Regions from separate parts of the Homo sapiens genome. Here region 2 is linked to region 1. The links are chromatin loops, found by intact Hi-C in ENCODE. Cell type or tissue: endothelial cell of umbilical vein. All regions are shown on one strand. Region 1 overlaps BANP (BTG3 associated nuclear protein). Region 2 overlaps BANP (BTG3 associated nuclear protein).

The links. Peaks named below come from ENCODE experiments on the same cell type or tissue, not always from the same donor. Only the 100,000 strongest peaks of a DNase experiment are listed, where the experiment ranks them.
Region 2: it touches region 1 in a loop (3-fold over the local background); 5 of 110 quality-filtered maps call a loop at or near these places.

What each region holds. Positions count from the first base shown.
Region 1 is chr16:88,019,965-88,027,964 of GRCh38, forward strand. It overlaps BANP (BTG3 associated nuclear protein), which reads left to right. Exons shown (of 14, transcript NM_001386991.1): 8 at 7,519-7,686. Among named protein-coding and RNA genes, the nearest start is that of BANP, 73 kb to the left of the region's middle. RefSeq lists a silencer at 4,653-4,899 and an enhancer at 7,176-7,746. In endothelial cell of umbilical vein, a CTCF peak has its summit at 4,749 (motif pointing right); a DNase peak (open chromatin) is centred at 4,727; H3K27ac peaks cover 1,040 bases.
Region 2 is chr16:87,953,075-87,961,074 of GRCh38, forward strand. All of the region lies in intron 1 of BANP (BTG3 associated nuclear protein), which reads left to right. Among named protein-coding and RNA genes, the nearest start is that of BANP, 5.6 kb to the left of the region's middle. RefSeq lists enhancers at 3,272-3,391, 3,461-4,403, 3,822-3,881. In endothelial cell of umbilical vein, a CTCF peak has its summit at 3,913 (motif pointing right); DNase peaks (open chromatin) are centred at 887, 3,447 and 3,947; H3K27ac peaks cover 3,485 bases.

The sequences.
Region 1 (8,000 bases):
CATCTTCCCATGTGCCATGTCTTGTCCCAGGCGTGTGCCCCAGCTGTCAGACACCAGCGGGCGCCCATCCTGGACCCTGAGGGTAGTATCAGATAACTCCTGGGAGACCACACGTGGGGCCTCCTCACAGCTTCTCAGCGGTGGAGTAAAGCAGGTCAAGAGGATCAGAGGGTCATGGGGCAGGGGTCACCCTCAGCCTTCTTCTGAAGGGCCACACGGCAGATATTTCAGGCTTTGCAGGCCCTGGGGTCTCTGTTCAACTGCTTAGCTCTGAAAGCAGCCACAGACGAGGAGTCAGCGCATGGTCGTGGATGTGCTCCAACAGGACACTGCCTTCAGAGGCGGGCAGCAGGCCCACCACCCCCTCCACCCTCTGCTTTAGGGCATGGCGTGGCCAGGAGCACACATCTGCGCACCAGACCACGTGATGTGCTTCCAGCTTGAAACCCGGGGGTTGCTTCGTGCTGGTGCTTGCTGTGTGGATCACAGTGTGGAGTGCGTTGAGATATATAGACGAATGAGAAATGGCCCTGATGGCAGAGCGTGCGGTCAGGTAGATAGAAACGTCTGCAACCTGAGAGGTGGCATTGTGGGGTGTCGCAGGAGTGTCAGGCTGGGCTACAGGTTGGAGGCGCAGCCTGGACAGAGAGGAGTGGGTGCTCTTTGGAGAGGATGGTGGTGTGTGGGATGAGCGTGCTGTGCTGTGTGGGGCAGTGGCATTCGGGGCTGGGCCCTGTTCCCAGGTGAGGAGTCCCTGCTCCTCGGGGGAGAAGACAGGGGCCTTGGATGTGAAGCTGGAGGCCGGCTGGCTCTGCCTTGGAGACGGTGCCTTGGATTGTCAGGCTAAGGATTCGGGCTTTCAGGGCATTGGCTGCAATTCTTTTATTAATCGAGCACAGGGAATGTTCCAGTGAGGTGACAGGGGCATGGCAGGGCGATACTCAGAGCAGAGTCCATGGCGGTGGGGTGGCTGTGTCTGTATTCAGGGAGTCCATGTAGGGCGGTGGAAGGCACTGTATGGGGCAGAATGGGGCAGGCTGCGATTCCTTGCGTGTTGTGGCTATGAGTTGACCTTCTCTGCTGAGCTTCTCCTTGCTTGGGAAGTGCTGCCAACCTCGATGGGGGTCTGGAGGCCGGAGAGGGGAGTGGGAGCCTGGCATGGGCCACCACCCTCTCCCCTGGGCCCGCTGGCTTCGGGGCCATCCTCCAGACAGCTGAGGTCATTGGCTGTGTTCACCAGGCTGCTGAACCTCATGGCTTGGGGCCCACTGGCCCGGCCTCCCCAGGCTCTGAGCTGGGCTCTGGAGCACGGTCCCCTGGCAGGGGCGTCCGCTAGCACCGTCATTCTGCTGGAAGTCCCTCCGGGGTGGGGCTCCTGGGCTTGCTCACAGTGCCCGGCCCCTTGGAGATGCCCAGTGAATTCTGGTCTCTAGAGCCGAGCTTTGGGAAGGTCATGGTGTGGCTGACCTTCAGGGTGACTTTGCATGAGGAAGGCTGGCCTGTCCACAGGGCCGTGTGGAGGGGCCTGGAGCAACTGCTGCGTATGGACCAGGGCTGTGCCTTCTCCCCCGCCTCAGGCTAGGCGTGCCTGCGTGGCTCGTGCTTAGACGGAATTGCTGAAACGTAAAAAGCATGGCTTTACCTTTTCTTCCTGTGGCCCAGTTTCATTCTTATTGCTGATTGTTGCCCAAAAAACCAAAACAAATGAAATAAATGCATGGAGCAAACCTCCCAGGCCCCAGCTTGAACAGCGGCAGGAGTGGAATTGGCCGCATTGCCCCACCTTACTCTCTGCTGTTGCTTCAGAGCCCGCAGTGACGCCTGTAGCCTCAGCAGTCAGAGGCCTGCGGCTGTCCTCACTCAACCCAGGCAGCTCACGAGGGAGAAGATTTTGATTTAAGTTTCTCCTTATTTGTCAGCAGAAAGATTTTCTTTCTTTTTCTGGAGAAAAAAGTCTACATTTTGAAACACACAGTAGGTAAAGTCTCTAAGTACCACCTTCTCAAAATGAGGAAATGAGGTTATTGAAAGAGGGAGAGAGAGAAATTTGCTTTTTGGGGTGTTGGCTTTCTTAGGGTTCCCAAGGATTGGTGGACCCCCCGAATTTGGGCAGCTAACCAAATTTGTGTGTTTTATGCAAAAGTAGCATATTATTGCAACTTGGAAAACCTTGGAGCATTTTCCTAAGGAATGTGCTCTCAGGACAGCAGCATTCGCCTGTTTTCTCTATGAAGAGAAATTGGTTTAGTTCTTAGGATTTCTATCCACGGCTCGCTCACGCCTCTGCTTGGACTCTGCATCCAAGCCGGTGACCCCGGATCTGAGGGCTTTTCTAAAGAATGCTGTCTAAGGCCGTGCCACCCTGAACACACCCGATCTCGTCTGATCTAAAGAATGCTGCTGTGGATGGCCGATCCCCATGAGACCTCCTAGCAGTTACGGAAAGACTGGATTCATTTGCACAAGGTAAAAAGTTATGCTTTCAGGGTTGACCTGTCAGATGATTGTAGTTCTTTTCAAATCATTCACTCCAAGCCCCAGGTGGTGGTACCTAGTGGGAAGCAGCGGGGGCCACTTCACCCACACCTGTCCCTGTGAGTGCAGGTGTGCGACCTGGCCCCGTTGTGTCTTGCAGGGTGCCTCAGGTTCCTGTGGCCGCGGGGACAAAGCTCACAGCCTGGCTGGCTTAGAACACAGGCTTGTGTTCTCGTGCAGGTTTGGAGGCCAGATGCCTGGGATGAAGGTGTGGGCAGGGCCACGCTGCCTGAGAAGGCCCTTTCCCTCTCCCAGCTTCTGGTGGTGGCCGCATCCCTCCAGTCTCTGGCCGCATCCCCCTCGGCTGTCTTCCCCCCATGTCTCCCTCTGTGTCCCTCTCCTTATGAGGACAGTCACTGGATTTGGAGCTCCCTCTCCTGCAGGATGACCTCATTACAACCTAATGAATCACATCTGCAGAGACCCTAGTTCCCAGTCAGGTCACATTCTGGGGTCCTGGACCAGGACGTGAGTTTTGTGGGGACACTGTTCAGCCCAGGACACAGGACACGGGTGGTCAGGTGCTGTCTCTTCTCCAGGTTCTCTGTGAGGTGAAATGGTGAGGCTGCCCTATATGTGTCCTTAAGGCAGAATGTGGACTCCATGCAGGGGTGGGTGTTTGTCTGTGTATCTTGGGACATTGAGCGCCTCACGGTGACTGAGAGCTGGGAGGAAGGTGTGGTCAGTGTGGGCTTCAGGCAGAAAAGTGAGCAGAGCCTCCTTCTCAGCAGGTCACCCAGAAGCTGTGACCTGGAGGTGGTCCTGCAGGTGGCTGTGAGGGGCTCTCTGGCTAACAGACTGAGGACAGGTGTCTCTCCATCATTTTTTCTCATAAAGGAGTGAGTCAGCAGGCTTGAAGAAGGTGGCCGGCTTGGCCTGGAGGCTGGACGTTTGAGGTGCATGGGGCGTGAGCTGTGTATGCTTCCCCCGGGAGGGAGCATGTCAGCTGGCTTCCATCGGGCAGAGGCCTTTTGTTTTTCTAGGCAGCGCTGTCACGTCGAGTCTGTAATTTGAAGAAATCAGTTGTTGGCACTCGGTTTTGTGGTGCCTTCCCTTGCACATGAGAGTGTGTTAGCAGGTGGGGCTCTTCATTCCTTTGTGACTGATAAAGCCCCATGCCACCCACCAAGGCACAAGATGACAAGCCCTCCTGGCTCTCTCATCTCGCTTCCCACAGTGCCTCTCATGGCCCCACAGATGGAGAGCTGGGAATCGGCTTATGATTTGAACCACCAGAGTCAGTAACGGGGGTTCTGGAAAGTGGGAAGGCAGCTAACGGTGTAGTGGAGACTCTTTAGCTCTTTGGGGACTGCAGAACAGCTCGCCAGGAAAATAGAGGCGTGCACTGTGGCAGGGATGCTGCCTGGCTGAGCCTGGAAGGCAATCCCGTCCCGGCCTTGAGGGGCCTCGGTTGGTGTAGTGTGGGGATATGGCTGGGGAAAGCAGGGACTGAGGCCAGACAGGGTGTTCTGCTCCCAGGTGACGCCACGCTGTGGGGATCCCGTGAGCCTCAGCAGCCGGATGCCGAGCACTTCTGTTCTCCTTGTGTCCTGGGCGCTGCTGCAGGGGAGACTTCTGCCTCGATTGAAGTCCGACTAGGCCTCCCAGAGCAGGGGCTGCAGGTGCCTTGGGCTGAGGGAGCTCAGGACAGCAGAGTCACGTGTGCGGGGCTGTGCGTGTTCTTCCCGTCTCCCCGAGCACCTCTCATGGGTTCTCAGGATCCAGTGAGGGCCGCTGCTTCTTCACCTGGTGGGCCCAGGAAGCTTGCACTTTAAGGCCGGTGCTCACTCCTAACTAGTAATTGGACTTGGACACATCACTTCTCCTTTTTCTGGCTTTTGCCTCAAAACCAAAGTGATGAGAGTAGTGACATTCCTACTTCATGAGGCTTTTAAAAAAAAATGTCTGTCAAATAACATGAGATCAAATGCTTAAAGTGGAAAATGGCAGTTAAATTCAAGGTGATCTTTTGATCCCATCATGATAGGATTTTTCCCGCTCCCTGTTAAGTGCGGCTGCTCAGTGCTGTCAGAAAAGGTAAAGGAATCCGAGCCCTGAGGGCTGCCCAGACGTGGGCGCTTGCCCCAGCTGCTGTCCAGTAGCATCTGCGGGCGGCGCCTGCACCCGTAAGTGCATGTTCAGATCCTCGCCCTCCTCACCCACTGCACTCTGCGGGCAGCACTTGGGCGGCTGGTCCGTTCTCTGGATCTCCTTTGTGGCCGGCAGGGGGCATTCGCCCAGGCTGGGGCCTGGAGCGCAGACGGAAGGAATTAGATAATTTGATGTCTGAGGACAATGGAAACTCGGTGGCGGGTAACCAGATGAATATATATTTTTTATTTAATAAGTGTGAGTCAGGGTTTGAACTGGCAACTTGATTTTTACAAAGTTGAATTTAAATGTGAATGTTTTCACCCATTTCTCTTACCTATACACCTGGGTGTTTTAGATTTATCTTCTTTCCTGTTACTAACCCGTTTTTAAATTTTGTATGGACTCATTCATCCTTCAAAGTCTATGGAATTTTTCTCCTGGAGTGTGAAGGTGGGAGGGTCACAGGAGGGCGGTTCTGAGGATGTTTCTTTTTATCGACTCGTGCTCCAAAGATGTTTTCCTGCTGGTGGGATGGCTGTTTCTTTCTTGCCCTCCCGGTGGCAGCAGCTGGGCTGCTTTGTATCTAAAATCAGTAGCTGGGCTCTCATGAAACTATTGAAGTGCAGTTTGAAAGCTGGGTTTTCCGGTAACTATGGTGCAACCTCTGGCAGCAGCTGGGCTCTCCTGTAAGGATTTCCTAGTGATTTTAATGGTTGGGTTCCCCCATGACCACAGCCAGCGGCTGGGTTCCTCTGTGAGTCACTAAAGTTGCTCAGCCTGGGGCTTCCTGAGGCGCCCGAGTCACCCAGCCAAGATTCGAGGGTGACTTGGAGTATTTTAGAGATGACCCGAAAATTGGAAGCCAAAGGGCGGCTGCTTCCTGTATGGCTTCTTTATGCATGAGGATGAAAATGTGCTGCCGAAACCACTTTAGGGTGTTCTTCCCTCTCATCCTACAAATCCCACCGTCCTGACTGGTTTCTTTTTGTCTGCAGCACAGACAGGTTGGTTGTGATTATACAGAGATTCTAAACGTGTCTCAAGTATCTACTGATAAGAAAGTCAAGAGGCATGTTTCCAAAACCCGAGGGACTTTTGATACCTAATCGAGTACTTAAAAAAACCCAAACACTTCTTCCTCTGTTTTAATTATTTCCACCATTTTAGTCTCAATGGGAACAGATTTTTAGGGTTTGGGCAGTAGAGTCCGAACTTGAGGCTCTTGGTAGTTGAAACGGGACACTTTTCAGCTTAATCTTTTTATTACTACAATTTTGGATTCCATCCATGTATTTTCCTGTAAATTAGTGAAGTTGCATGAGCCAGCTAGAGAGGCCACTGCATTGAAGAGCCCTTCCCATCATGCCCACATTCGTCATCGCTACAGGGATGGGGTCCTGTGGCCTAGTGGGAAGTGGCCGGGCGTGCAGTGGGGCGCTGGCTCCCTCCTGTCACCTGCTCCGCCGTGGCCTTCGGATCCTCAGTTTTCTCCCTGTTGAATACAGGGCATCTCTGGATGCTGCTCAGGGCGTGCTGAGAGCTCTCCGTAGCGCAGGTGGTAGAGAACTGGGGGTCCCAGGACAGTTCTCTGCGTGTGCACGGTGAGCCCCAGGAAGACGATGCACCTGGCTTTGGCCCCACAGTGAGAGTAGGTTGTGCCCACTCGGCTTGTGGTATAGGGACTCCAGGGATGAGGACACAGGCCCTGCCCGTAAGGAGTTTGTACTCTAGTTGAGAAGGCACGATAGAGAGGCGTCGGGAATGACATAAGCAAGCCCCGGACCTGAGCAGCGATGGGAGGGTGTCTTGCAGTCCGTTGTCATCACTATTTACACAGGAGCAGCCACTGTGCGCCAGAATGTTCTGGGTGCCTGACCCCCATGGGTGGACACAACAAAGGCCCCTGTGTTTATGAGGGGGACAGAGTAACAGTGCATACATGAATTCTCCAAACTGTGTTTGCGAGGGGAACAGAATAACAATACATGCGTGAATTCTCCAAACTGTGTTTACCAGGGGAACAGAGTAACAATACATACATGAATTCTCCAAACTGTGTTTGTGAGGGGGACAGAGTAACAATACATAACTTGAATTCTCCAAACTGTGTTTATGAGGGGGACAGAGTAACAAAAATACATACTTCAATTCTCCAAACCGTGTTTACCAGGGGAACAGAGTAACAATACATACATGAATTCTCCAAACTGTGTTTGCGAGGGGAACAGTAACAATACACACCTGAATTTTCGAAACTGTGTTTGTGAGGGGGACAGAGTAACAATACACACATGAATTCTCCAAATGCCGGAAGGTGGTCAGTGCTCTGACAAAACAAGTGGGAGGAGGGTGGGAGCCCAGGAGGGCGGGAGGGCCAGGTGGTTATCCAGGGGGATGGTGAAGCCAGGACATGAAGGAAGGGAAGGCGGTGGCCGAGCAGGCCCGAGTAGGCAGAGGACCAGCGAGTTCTGATCCAATTGTTGAGGTCCCTGATCTCACCCTCTGGGCATTCAGGACCTTGGGTGCTGCTGTGAGCTCAGGGCAGAGGGAAGTTGGGGCGTGGAAGGTCTGGGAATCTTGTGAGAGCCCCAAGTGTGCACCTGGTGTGGGCCGACCGAGTCAGAGGGATCGAGAAGTTAAGTAAATGGAAAGAGTGTGTCATGACACCTTAGTGAGCATTTATATCTCGTGGGGAGCCCCGCCTGTGGGCCAGCTAAGCACCTTCTGTGCAGTGGGCCTTTCCAGACCCTTGCAGGAAGACGGGGCCGGCCTGGCGGGCTGGGGTGCCTGGGTGAGGCCTCTTCAGCGGGCCCCGGCCCTGCAGCCAGGCAGCTCCTGGTGGCTGTCCCGAACAGGCCTCACCGCTTCTCCTTGGATGTGTCCTTCCAGGTCACCTTTTCTATAAATTTGGCATCACAGAATCCGACTGGTACCGAATCAAGCAGAGCATCGACTCCAAGTGCCGCACGGCGTGGCGGCGCAAGCAGCGGGGCCAGAGCCTGGCGGTCAAGAGCTTCTCGCGGAGAACGCCCAACTCGTCCTCCTACTGCCCTTCAGGTAGGCCTCGTGCTGCAGGAGAGGCCGCCCTCCCCCGCTCGGGGCAGCTGGCCTGGTGGCACCCTCAGGGGCAGCCAGTGCGTGGCCAGCGGCTCCACCAGTGGCCGGGAGCCGAGGCCAGAGGCTTGCGCGGTGCGCACGGAGCAGTGGAGCCGCAGGACCTGTGCCTGGCCCCGTGCGCCCTTCACACGGACAGCCTCGGGCCTGCTCCAGGCTCCTCCGTGAGGGACAGAGGGCCTGTTGGGCCTCCCGGAAGTCTTCTGGATGGGGGCAAGGAGGCCGAGGCCTTTGCGTGGGGCTGCCGGCCGTTGTAT
Region 2 (8,000 bases), 67 kb before region 1:
GGAGGCAGAGGCTGCGTCCACTTTATAGATGAGGTGACTAGGCCCGCAGACACTAAGGGACTTGCTCAGATTTACAGAGCCAGGGTTCGAATTCAGTCTGTCTGAAGCCTATGTTCTTAAAAAAAAAAGCCCATATATTTAGTATTTTAATCAATATAATGTATACAATAGGAACGTCAATGAAAGACTTACAATGAAAAGCAATGGTCCCCTGCCCCACCTCTCAGCCCCGTTCTTCAAAGAGGTTTACATCTTGAGTGGTTTCTTTAGGTCATTCTCCACAGCTCTGAGTAAGCTGATCCTTTTTATTTTTTTCTTGAGATAGGATCCCCTGATGTTGCCCAGGCCGTACTCGAACTCCTGAGCTCAAGTGATCCTCAGCCTCCTTAGTAGCCGCTAATACAGGTGTGAGTGACTGCACCTAGCTCTAAGCTGATATTTTGTATTACACAGCCTTGTCTTTCTATTACGATGGGGTGATGGAGCCCTTCTGTCATATCCCAACTCTTCTATCCCCTGGACTGTCTGTGTTAGGCCTATGCAAATACTGTTCTCTTCACGGACAAATTGAGTGTTTCCCTTCCTGTACAGCGTGGATTTTTCTGTTAGTCATGGCTTTTCTCTTGGCACTTTCTGTTCCCATCGACTCCTTACATTGTTTTAAATTCTCAAGGATAGTGTCAGGTCCCCTTTCTCCTTCAGCCCCTGTCCTTCTCATCTGGATGGGTTAGCTTGCACACGAGCCAGCCTGATATTTTCCTTTCTTCTGTAGCTGGGTATGTTCAGGAATGTTTTCATCTTGGCTCTGTTCGTTTCCACAGGAACCTCTGGCAAGTGCTCTTCCTCCTTGTGGAGACCCCTCTCCCTCCCTGAACGCTCTTGGATCTTCTCTTTGGTGTTAATGATGTTTTACCCTTGTGTGTGCTGAGGTGTGTGGATTCCTACGCCGGGGACTCTGACTCTGGTGCTTTGTCCTTCAGCTCTGGGAAGTTCCCTTGTTCTGTCTGAGAAGTTCTTCCTCTCCAGCTCTGCTCTTCTGTCTTAGGAGTTCCTGTTTGTGATGGACGTTCTAGGTGGAGCCCTGGAGTTGCGTCTTTATCCTTCCTTCTGTGTCTCGTTTATTCTCATTCTGGGAGAGGGCTTTAATATGTGTTCACAATCAAATTTTTAATGTCCAAGCATGTATTTGTCTTGTTTCTTTTTCATAGTAGCTTATTGTTACACAAGTGCCTCATCTCCATGACTCTAAGGAAACTAATAAGGATTCTTCCCAGCTCTCCTTTGTTCTGATTTCTTGTTTCCACTAATGTCACTTAAAAAAAGTGTTGGCTTCTTCCTCTTTATGGCAAGTCCTCCATACTGATGTTTACTGTTGTCTGAGGCAGGAGGAAGCTGGCGGAGAGCCCCGGGTCTGTGGGGTGCTTTTGAAAGAGTCCAGTTTCCCCTCGGGTGATTGGGAGCCTGTCACCGTGGGACCTGGAGCACCAACTTGCAGATATTTTCTCTGGGCTGTTCCGCTTCTTTAGGAAGGCCCCTTTGCTGGCCGTGGGGGAGTTAGCTCTCCTGTGCGGGACCGACTTGGCAGGTGCGGGTTTGGCCTGCCCGCAGGGCTCTGCGAGGCTTGGAGCCCCACGCCTGTGCCCCCGGTGCTTTCCCTCTGCCCTGATCGGGTCCTCTGCATCTGTCAGGAGTGTGTTCTTTCTTGTGGGTTGATAACACCCTATTAAAGATGATGTTAATGGAGTGAGAGGAGGTCACCCGTACGGCCAGTCACTCCCCTTGAGCAGGAATTTGCAAGCCTGTTCTATTCACTCCACCTTCCTGCTTCCTTGTGGCCTTGGTAATTGCCCACAGTCAACGGGGTGAGGTGCCAAGCCGCCGTTCCACAGCCGCCTCTGAATTGCAGCGTGGGCTGGTGGCTCTGGCCCTGTGGCCTTGGAGGGCTGCCAGCGTACCTGGGCAAGGCCCGGCAGACCCGTGTGGTAGCAAAGACCCTGACTTTGGCTCCTCGCTGGGTCAGTGTGCCAAGCGGGCCGTCTGCCCTGCTGGGGTCCAGGAGGGCCTGCAGTGAAGCAGTGGTGAGCGTACTGGGAGCATGATCTTTCTGCATGGTGGCTGACTGTCACTGGGAGGTTGTGTGTAGTGCGGTGGGCTCTGTCTGCCAGAGCCTTGCCAGCCGAGCGTCCAGGGGCCAGCTGTGTCCATCAGCATCACTTGGGTATTTGTGAGAAACGCACACTTTCAGGCCCTACCCAGGTTCTCGTGCAGAATCAGACTGCAGCTTGGTCAGCTTTTAATTTTCAGATAGTTTTTGACTTTACAGAAAAGATGCAAAAAATATTTCACTGAGCTTCCCTGTTGTCTTCATCTGCTTCCCCTGATGTTGACGTCTTATGTAACCAGGCATCCATATAAACGCCAGAAAGTTCACAGCATTATTGCGTAAATGACAGACCTTATTCGAACTTCGGTTTTGCACCAGTGTCCTCTTGCTGTTTCGGGATCCCCTCCGGGACCCCACACTGGTGCGTGTGGCCGCCCTGTCTCCTTAATGTCCTTCTGTCTGTGATATTTACATAGTCACAAAGTATCTCCCCCAAGATACACGTCACAAAGGGAAAAATAAAACTGTAGCCTCTCGGTGGAAAAACCCAGCAGATACTGTGTGAAGCAAGTGATCGGGGTAACACCATCAGTCATAAGACGTTGACACCAAGGACCCAGTGAGACACATCACTTCTCTGGCAGTGTTGCCAGAAATGCAGTCTCATCATGAGAAAATGCTGCACCCAAACTGAGGGATGCTCACCACAGTCCTGGCCAGTGCGTCTCAAGTGTCCAGGTCTTGAAAGACAGGGAGGCTCAGAATTTCCTGCAGGCAGGTGGCCAGGTGATGTGTGTGCACCCTGGTCCACACGGAAGGCCTTCCCACAACCTTGAGGGAGGTGAGGGAGTAGGGGTTTGGGGGCTCCAGGCACAGGTGCTGGGCAGTGGGCCTCAGTGGTCTTGCAGCTCCCCCGTCAGGATTGTTAGCCTTTGGGTTCCTCGTCTGCAGTGATACTGTACAAATCCCAAAAACTCCAGTTACACGATTAAGTGATTGACATGACATGGAGTCGCAAGGCTGACTTGAAAATGACTGTAACTCACAGCACCAGTTTAGCCACTGCAATCTAGAGAAACTAAACATTTCCTCATTTTGAAGGAAAGACTTCTTGGGGAAAGTCAATTTGAGGGTTTGAATGAGAATGAGATGAAAGCTTTAGAAGGTCCTCCCTGTGCCTGAGGTAGATAAACATCTGTATTTTCTCTTCACACGGGTGACGGTGGTGAAAGCATGACATCATCTGACTTGGTCAGCAGAAGTGCTCTGAACCATCCGGAACTTTGGGGGCCTGGGGGCCGTGGGGAGGAGTTTCAGGAAGTTGAAAACAGTATTGGGTGGAATCACACACTTGCAATTTGCTCTGAAAAAGCTACACTTGTTTTGTTCTCAGCTGCACCTGGGGCCCTTCAGCCCCTGCAGGAGAAGAATGGGGCGAGTGATTGGTACGTGGCCTTCCCAGCCTGCAGAGCCGCCTGCTTTGGTTGTAATCATAGGCAAGCTCAGCCTGCTTTGGTTGTAGTCGTAGACAAGCTCAGGTTTCCGCCTCTGCACGTCCCGGTGGGCTCGCCTGGGACTCCCTTTGTCTGTTGTACAAGACTCCACTCTGGCCCCCCCTTTGGAAGAGACGATGTCTCCATCCTCAGGAAGTAGAGAAACACTCTCCGCCACCCTCCATCCTGACCCCCGTGCAGAGGATGAAGTGCTGTCCCAGAAGCCCCCTCTCAGGGGTGCCGTAAGTCTCAGAGAGAGGAGCACCCCGGGGCCTCCGTGGCAGAATCCTGTGAGTGTCTTTGGTTAAAATGTGCAGGAAGTGTTAACTCCTAAGCTGCCAGCAGATGGTGTGCCGAGATACTGTGAAGTCACATGAACTTGATTCCTGTTGGAAAGAACCACTCTGCAATCCTTCGCGTCTACACTTCGTCAAGAACCGTCCAATTTGATTAAACATTCTGGATCGTCAGCGTTCACGGTGGAGCAGACTCCACGACTCGCTGCTCCCATGGGAGGTGTCTCTCTGGGGAAGGGGTCAGTGGTGGTGGAGGATGGCGCGGTGCTCCATTCGGAACCCACAGGTCGCCAGCTTACAGCGTGGGAGCTGTGGAAGGACACATGGAGCAGAGGCGGCTGAGGAGGTGAAAGGCTGAGAGGAGGCTGCAGTGAAACACCTGAGGAAGGCTGGGCAGAATGGATCGGGGGTGTGTATTGGCTGCAGTCACCTCCCCTCTGCTCGTCTGTGTCCACATTCTGTCGTGGTTGAGACCGGATCCTGTGTGGACCGGGTGGGCTGGTGTGGAGTCCTGTCAGGAGACCTGGGGCGGTTTTGAGGCAAGCTCACGGAGGCCTGCCGCAGGGCCCTGCGCTGACAAACCTTTCGCTAGTGACCAGTTACCTTCTGTGTCTGAGAGAAGGCCGTTGTGGCCTGTAGTGATTTTCCTTTTCCCTTGAGATGAAAAGTCATCAAATATCTGGAAGCAAAGCTTAATCTTTCTGAAAGTAGAAACGCGTTTGGATGGAGCCGGGAGGGAGAACTGGGTGCGCGCTTGGCATTTCCTTGCCGGTGTGAATGCGCTTCCCGTAAATATGGCAGAACGCCTTCACCTTTCACCAGATGACGCGGGGGGAATTGGGCCACGGTCCCTGCTGTCATCATGGCATGCTGCAAGCTCTGTGGGCGCTGGTGGCCAGGATGCGGACAACCCCTGCCGCTACGTGTCCTCAAGTGAGCTCAGCTCTTGTGTCGGTGGGAGCTGGCGGTGGGTCCCTGAGCAGAGTGCTGCCGCTGCCAGTCTGCGTTTTCTGCCGAAATGCGTCCCTGAGATTGAGAAAGTTCACACCCTAAGTGTTTTTAGAAGGCTGGGTGCCCTGTTTCCCAGCCAACAGTTGTGACTGTCAGTGGGCAAACACAGTTTGCAATAATTGGCCTGTTGTCTTACAATTTCTGGCTCTCCTCTTTGTGGTGTAGGTCATGTTAGGTGGTGGTCCTTGGTCGTTTGTGCCACGTTCCCTCATGTTCTTGAACTCTGAGTCCCTAGAAACTGACATTGGTCTTATTTTGAGTGCATTATTTTTCAAACTTTGGGTCTGAACCCACATCAATTGAGTGGGCCATGGCCAGTGTTAAGAATACTGGATAAAATGGAGCATGCCTTGGATAAAAGGAGCATGGTTCGGAGTGGCTAACGGGTAGGTATCGACTCAGGAAACTTGCAGTGATGAGTGTATGAACTTACCATCGTAGGCCCCAGTCGAGAGCGTGGAAACCACTCTTCTGTGATGTGTGTCTACTAGCGGGTGGTTATGCACAGCATTTGACTGAATTTGGGTAACTCTGGATGTAGTGTATAAAGTACTTTTTAAAAGGCCATCCACTGGGCCAGGCATGGTGGCCCAAAGCTCCCAGCGCTTTGGGAAGCGGAAACTGGAGGATCACTCGAGCCCGGGAATTGGAGGCTGCAGGGCTGCAGTGAGCCATGATTGCACCACTGCACTCCAGCCTGGGCGGCAGAGTGAGACCCTGTCTCAAGAAAAAACAAGCAAAAACTATTCCCGTTAAGCCGCTTGCTTAGGGGTGACTGTGATTGAACATGTGGCTTCTCATCCAAGTTGATTTTAATCTCTATGGAGATCAGACTAATAACCTCACAGTAGAAAATCCACCAGTGAGCTCAGCGGCACAAACTCACAGCCCAGCAGTGTTTGCAGAGGGGAAGGCCCAGAATGCGTGGAGGCTTCGGGATCCATCCTTTGCAGACATAGAGAATTCTCATGGGGGAGGGAGGACCTTGCGGCGCCTTGGCAGTGAGGGGAGCAACCTCAGCATGATGTTGGCACGTACACTGGGGACTGGGTGGTGACACCGTGCATGCCCACAGGGGTGGAGATCTTTGTGGAGTTCACTGATGGATCCCAGAGGCCCAGGACGGGATGGCACGCTTTTCTGTGAGGGTCAGAGTGTAAGTGTTTCTGGCCTTGTGGGGCGTGGGATGTCTCGTGCCACTGTGAAGCCGCTCGACTCTGCTGTTGGGCTGAGAAGCAGGCACCTTGTTTGTGGACGCTGACATTTGAGTTTTATGTAATTTTCTCATCATGAAATATTGTTCTTTTGTTATTTTTCTGTTTTAAAATGTAAAACCCATTCCTGGCTCACAGGCTGCATAGAAGCAGGTGGAGAGCTGGGCTGGGTTGTGGGCCCTCACGTGCCACCCCCTGACCTAGAGTGTGTTTGCCCTGGGAAGGAATAAGACGAGGTTGTGTAGAGAGGCAGTGGCTGGATGGGGAGAGGCCTGGGCCCTGCACAGAGGAGCTGAGGTGTGAGGCTGCTTGCGAGGGAGGCGGCTGACCAGGCTTGGTACTAGCAGGCTCTCCGGGGAGGAGGCCCCCTGGAGGAACAGCGCTGGCGTCAGCCACAGAAGGGCTTAGCGGCCATGGTCTTCCTGCTGCAGCCCGTGTGGTTTTGGGAGGGACACATGGAGCATTGGAGGACAAAGAGACGGCCAGATCGGAGTGTGTGTGGCAGAGGGGCGATGCCACCCTTCGGAGCGATGGGTGCCAGGGTACTCGGTGAGAGCCCAGGTCCCGGGTGAGGGGGTGGGCTGAGGGGGAGTCAGAGAGGGAGGAGCCTCGGGATGCGGAAGGGCGAGAGCAGGGCGATGAGGGTGGGGCCGCAGGGAGGTGGCCGGGACTCCTGGTAGTATTCTTGGGGAGAAAGATAACAGGGAAGTGAGGAGGGTTCAGCTGTGGAAGTGCTGGGATGGCTGATCCGAGTGACCATGGCCTAGACGGGGTTTAAACCCTGGACTGAAGAAAGTGCCGGTGAGAGGTCAAGGCAGGAGATGGAGACCTGGGGGTGACAGGTGTCCCCGGCACCTCCTACCCCCACCCTGGGAGACAGTCCCAAGGGGCACCTTCACTGGGGGCTGGCCCTCATGCACACCAGCCAAACCTCCTGCCCACCTTCTGGGGGCTTCTGGAGCAGAGCAGAGGCCCCGCGGACCGTGAGGATGGCCACAGGGAGGGGAGATGCGAAACACTGGCCGTGGCAGGTGCCCACGCAGTCAGGAGCTTGCTTGTGGGGCTCTTGTCTGACACCTGGGAGATGAATTTCAGTCTGATGGTGGATCTGGACCCAGATGGCTTGCTTGGGATTCAGCAGCTCTTGGGAAGAGCCACACTTGAGGATGGGCTTGGGTGAGGGTTTGGAACGTGCTTAAAGAGGTTGGCAGGCAAGGATTTGGTGGTAGCAGGTGGGGCACATCGTGTATTGGCAGGGTTTTGTTATTTTTATCCTAAAGACATACTTATTTGCAAACCTTCTATTTTGGAACATTTTGAGATGTATACATATGTGGCAGAGATAGCATAGGGAGTGCCCTTGTGCCTGGTACCCAGTTTCTCCCGTTGCTAACAAGACGCATGACAGCAGTTCATGGCACAGTGTTGGGTGTGCCCCGGCCAACTCAGCAGATGAGCTGTTTCACAAAATCAGTGATTCTGCTCTGATAAAATGGCAAGTCCACGGAAAGCACTTTCATTGTATTTTGAAGTTGGGTGGTTGTTGAGGGATTATTTGAGTTGTAGTTGAACTAGCTGCTCTTTTCATGGAACACTATAAAAAAATAATTTACAGATTACTGACATCTCTTACTAAATGAGTGAAGTTAGCCTCTCACCTCAAAGAAGTCAGCTAACAGTGTTTGTTGCCAGTGATAAAGTTTGAGCTGTCAAGTGAAGTTGGAGTTTTGGAAAGTTTGTCTTTGCCACCGTGAGCCCGAGAGCTCCCAATAAATCAGATGCCAGTGCTAATGCTGATGAACCGTATGCTTTTGATATTATAGACTGAACAACATTTGCAAGAGCTGCCTAACTCGGTGAAGCAACATTTTCCAGATGGTCG